Linked DNA regions of Mus musculus: region 1 is linked to region 2. Evidence: chromatin loops called from intact Hi-C (ENCODE). Cell type or tissue: left cerebral cortex. All regions are shown on one strand.

The links. Hi-C counts contacts between places; a loop is a spot of excess contacts. Peaks named below come from ENCODE experiments on the same cell type or tissue, not always from the same donor. Only the 100,000 strongest peaks of a DNase experiment are listed, where the experiment ranks them.
Region 1: it touches region 2 in a loop (6-fold over the local background); 37 of 42 quality-filtered maps call a loop at or near these places.

Annotation. Positions count from the first base shown.
Region 1 is chr10:128,089,871-128,092,370 of GRCm38, reverse strand. Atp5b (ATP synthase, H+ transporting mitochondrial F1 complex, beta subunit) reads right to left here. Exons shown (of 10, transcript NM_016774.3): 10 at 1,983-2,352. The coding sequence ends at 2,252. It also overlaps a transcript of Baz2a not described here. Among named protein-coding and RNA genes, the nearest start is that of Baz2a, 1.7 kb to the left of the region's middle. In left cerebral cortex, a CTCF peak has its summit at 1,228 (motif pointing left); DNase peaks (open chromatin) are centred at 680 and 1,221; H3K4me3 peaks cover 1,217 bases; H3K27ac peaks cover 1,087 bases.
Region 2 is chr10:128,184,939-128,187,438 of GRCm38, reverse strand. No RefSeq gene overlaps it. Among named protein-coding and RNA genes, the nearest start is that of Gls2, 8.4 kb to the left of the region's middle. In left cerebral cortex, a CTCF peak has its summit at 1,258 (motif pointing right); a DNase peak (open chromatin) is centred at 1,263.

The DNA of each region.
Region 1 (2,500 bases), 95 kb after region 2:
ATCCGTACTACAGCTGTACAAATCTGGAATCAGGAAACCACAGAGGCAAAACGCTCTCTGTCCTGTCAATGGTGGAGGCCATCCGTAACAGGGTCGTGAGGCTGATGCAGGGCTAAGAATCGACTTTATTCATTGCTCGGTTTGGCCCCAGCCACCACCACCACCCTTGCAGCAACCTCTGGGGCAACAGGAAGCAGCTGCTCAGTGCAGCCCCGACCCGGTGGTGGGTTAAAGGGGGGAGGAAGAAACACCGAGAGAAACTAGGGGGAGGGGAAGCATCTCTTACAAGACCAAGACTGAACTAGTAATGAATACAGTAAAATACTACTTGAATCTCTGCACTTAAATTGGAGCGGGGGGTTCTAGGGTGAGGAAGGAAGCCCTAACCTAAGATACAACCCCAGGCTCTTCCTTAGAGCTGGAGCTTGCCAATGCTCAGCAGCTCACCAGCTAAGCCCCGTGTCCCCCCCACAGTCCGTTTCTCTTCCTTCACTCCCCCAAAAGAGCAAAGGTTAGGCCCCACCCCTGCTGAGTCAGCCAGAGAGGGAGCTGGGCATCCCTCAGGCCTTTCCCAGGGGCAGCTATCATACTTACCCATGTCAGGCTGGCAGGACTCAGGATTAGGACCCAGATTCTCACTGTCCTTGGGTCTTGCTTCAATTGAAGGCTACTGTTGGATCCTGTCCAACTATGGGCTGGGAACTCGCAAACCCCAAAAAAGCCAATGTATGCTTCCTGCGAACGACACAGCCTGAACTGCTGTAGGGTGATGTCCCTGTATGACAGACTGGGGTGGGAGGGAGGAGGGAAGGGCGGGGCTTTCATTGGGTGGAGAGAGGGAGGAGGCGAGGACAGGGCCGACCGGAGAAATATGGAGGAAGGTTAGAACTATATTAATACTTTAGGACTGTGGTTGAAGGGGACAGTAAAGGATGAAGGAAACAAAGAGTTACAGCTAGCGAGAGAGAAAGGTTCTCTACAAACCTTAGAGAACACGAACACCGGGATGGAAATGACCTTTAAAATATCAGTTTCCAAGTCTGTACTTGGGTGACAAAGCAGAAAGAGGTGACCTGTGTACTCTTAGGTCTTTATCAGCTTTTTGCCGACTCGAGTCAGGATCTGGAGCTGTCCCCACCCGGTAACAGCATTTCCCCCAACCCAAGCTCCAAGAGCAAACTACCAAGAACAGGCAACTCAGGGGCGCCACCTTCTGTCCTAATCTTGACACAGGAGGGACTGGAGCCAAGGACGTCATAGACAGATGGAAGCTCAAGCCTCTACTCCACCCCAGGAACCTTTCCCAGAGCCCTTTAGGTCACAGAGCTCAGAATTGGGAGTTGAGCTGTCCAGAGCTCTACCCCAAGTGGACAACCTTACAAGGTGAAACTTATAGATGTAGGCTCCTCCCCAGGCCAACTCCAGCTGGTTTGTAAATAGTCATTAGACTATAGAAATACCTCCTTGCAAATAGCCTTAAATAGATTTCAAAATGGTGAGATTGCAGGTCTTGTAGTGTCAAATGCTTCCACAAGAGGCCACTGGCTGGGCTCAAACACGTTGTAAGGCACAAAATACATCCTAGCATAGTGTGTGCTAAGGTACCCATTTTTATGAAGAGGAAGTACTGCTTTTCAAAAGTCCCAGTGGCAACAGTATCAAGATTACTCTTTGTAACATCACCGAAGCCTTAAAACTTTTTCATAAGGGATCTTAAGAGACCATTTTTTTTTTTTGCCCTGAAGACTCAAGCACAAACATGCACAGCTAGGCTTGTTCAAATTTCTGGCAATATATTAAGAATTTTCTGAATGAGTACCTAGACAAGACCCTCAATTGTGACAGATAGTCAGCATTTCCTAAAAACGCAATCCCTGTCTTGAATAAGTTTATCTATTTTCTCCAGGGGAAAAACACTTTAGTGATAGTTGGAGCAAAAACCAAAGCTGAGCCTATTATGAAACACAAGGCCCATAGAATCTCATTAATAAATTGATCTTTTTAATAATAATCCTGTTTCTAACAATTTCCTAAATGTGGCCCACCACTGTGAGCTCAATTATAAGCTGTTTCAGAAGCAACATAAACAGACATAAATGAGGGGTATATACTTTATTGAAAACTTTAAATACTCTTCAGAGAGAACATCACATCTTCAATCAAGGCTCTTGTGTGGCCTGCATGGAAGGAAACCTGAGCTCTCGCTTGATATGGAGAGATCAGTTGCAGTGCTGCCTTTGGCTGGAGTCCCTCACGACCCGTGCTCTTCTGCCAGCTTATCAGCCTTTGCCACGGCTTCTTCAATGGGTCCCACCATGTAGAAGGCTTGTTCTGGGAGATGGTCATATTCACCTACATAGGGGAAAACACAGTAAGAAGCTGAGTTATATCAGCTTCCTGCAGCATGTACACCTCACCACTTGAGCCCACTGTGAAACCTTATCATGCAAGGAAACTTTTCAACTTCCACGTGAAATTTACTTTTGGGGGGTGGGGGTGT
Region 2 (2,500 bases):
GTCTGTGATGCAAATGCACCTGGAGAAGGGGAGAGAACTTTTGTTGAAGAGGCTGACCTGTTAGCAAGTCTTTGGAGGCATCATTGGATTGCTAATTGATAAAGGAGGACACACCCCACTGTGGGCGTTACTATCCCTAGGCAGATGGGCCTGGGCTGTAGGAAAATCTAGTGGAACAAGCCAAAGAGTACAGTAAGCCGCATCTACTCTCTGCTTCAGTCCATAATGAGGGACTGTGACATGGAAGGGCAAACCCGCTAAGTCCTTTGCTTTCCCAAGTTCCTGTGTTTGTCACAGATAATCTGAGTTCTGAAGAGGGTGAGGGGAGAGACTGAATCCTATCCCAGCCTTGCTATACAGTGAGACATTCTCTCAGAAAGTTACAAAACAAGATTCAATGTAAGAAAGAGGTGGGTATGAACCTCTTAAAAGTCAGTGCGGGGCATGGTGGTGCACACCTTTAATCCCAGCACTCAGGAGGCAGAGGCAGGTGAATTTCTGAGTTTGAAGCCAGCCTGATCTACAAAGTGAGTTCTAGGACAGCCAGGGCTACACAGAGAAACGCTGTCTCAAAAAACAAAAAACAAACAACAACAACAACAACAACAACAAAACAAAAATAAACACAAACACAAACAAACAAGTCAGTGAGTGTGTGTGGTATCTCATTCCTGGAATGCCTGCATTTGGGCCAGAGAGGCAGGGTCAGAGTTCAAGATCCATCCTTCAAAGCTATTCTGAGGCCATGCCTGTCATAAGAAAATAGGATAGAATCGAGAGTTAGGGGCTGGTGAGAAGGCTTGGTAGGTAAGAGCACTGACTGCTCTTCTGAAGGTCCTGAATTCAAATCCTAGCAACCACATGGTGGCTCACAACCACCCGTAATGAGATCTGACGCCCTTTTCTGGTGTGTCTGAAGACAGCTACAGTGTACTTATTTATAATAATAAATAAATCTTTTGGCTGGAGTGAGTGGGGCTGACCAGAGCAAGCAGAGGTCCTGAATTCAATTCCCAACAAACCCACATGAAGGCTCATAACCACCTGTACAGCTACAGTGTACTCATATACATAAAATAAATAAATAAATCTTTAAAAAAAAAGGAACGGAGAGTCAGAAAAATATAGATTCCTAGCTGGCATGGATGCATGCATACACCTGTGGTCCCAGTGGTCTGGAAACTAAGTCTGGAAGCTAAGGAAGTTTTGGTTTGCCTGCATGGACATGCACCACTTTTATGCAGTACCCATGGGGGCCAGTAGAGGGTGCTAGACTCTGCAGATTACAGGTGGTGGTGCATTTACATGCTGGTAACCTAAACTCCAATTCCCTGTGCCAACAAGCACTCTTCTCCAGACACAAGATGAACATGAGTCAGAGGTCAGTCTGGGCTCTGACACAGAACACATGCCTTTTCCCAGGTCACTATTCCACATCCGCTCTTCTGAGTACCTGTCTCTCTCTCTCTCTCTCTCTCTCTCTCTCTCTCTCTCTTTAAGATTTATTTATTTATTTATTTATTTATTTATTTTATATGAGTACACTGTTGCTGTCTTCAGACACACCAGAAGAGTGCATTGGACCCCACTACAAATGGTTGTGAGTCACCATGTGGTTGCTGGGAACTGGACTCAGGACCTCTTGAAGAGTCAGTGTTCTTAACCGCTGAGTCATCTCTCCAGCCCCCTAACCTTCCTTTTCATAACTCTTTACAAGGAGATAAATTCAACTTTTTAGATCATTTCCATTACAGAGTACTTGAGGCAGACACGTTCATCAGAGGGAGGAGCTTTTTTTAAATTGTAGATGGGAGTATACTGGAGGTGAGTGTCCTTGGCTTTGATGAGGTTTATTTCCTGGTTTCTGAAGCCTATCCAGACCTTCACTAGCATGCTGGTCAGCCTTCTGACTTTCAAGCACACATGATGGCCTGTATCTGGCTAGAGTCCAGCACATCTGCAGGTAATCCATTAATCTCTGTTCTCCACCCTGATCCCGAGGGGCCAATAGTGACATCATAGAATCACAGACATCTTCTCAAACAGATGCGGTCCGTCCAGCTCCAAATCTTTTACTTGTGATTCTTTGTTTGTTTGTTTTTTCAAGACAGGGTAGGCCTGGCAGTCCTGGAACTCACTCTGTAGATCAGGCTGGCCTCGAACTCAGAAATCCGCCCACCTCTGCCTTCCAAATGCTGGGATTAAAGGCGTGCGCCACCACTGCCCAGCTTTACTCGTGATTCTTATTTAAAAGTGTATTTTAATTTTTATTGTTTTTTTAAAGATTTATTTATTTATTATTAAAAGTGTATTTTAATTTTTATTGTTTTTTTAAAAGATTTATTTATTTATTATTTATTAACAGCACAGTATAGCTGTTTTCAGACACACCAGAAGAAGGCATCAGATCTCTTTACAGATGGTTGTGAGCCACCATGTGGTTGCTGGGATTTGAACTCAGGACCATTCGGAAGAGCAATCAGTGCTCTTAACTGCTGAG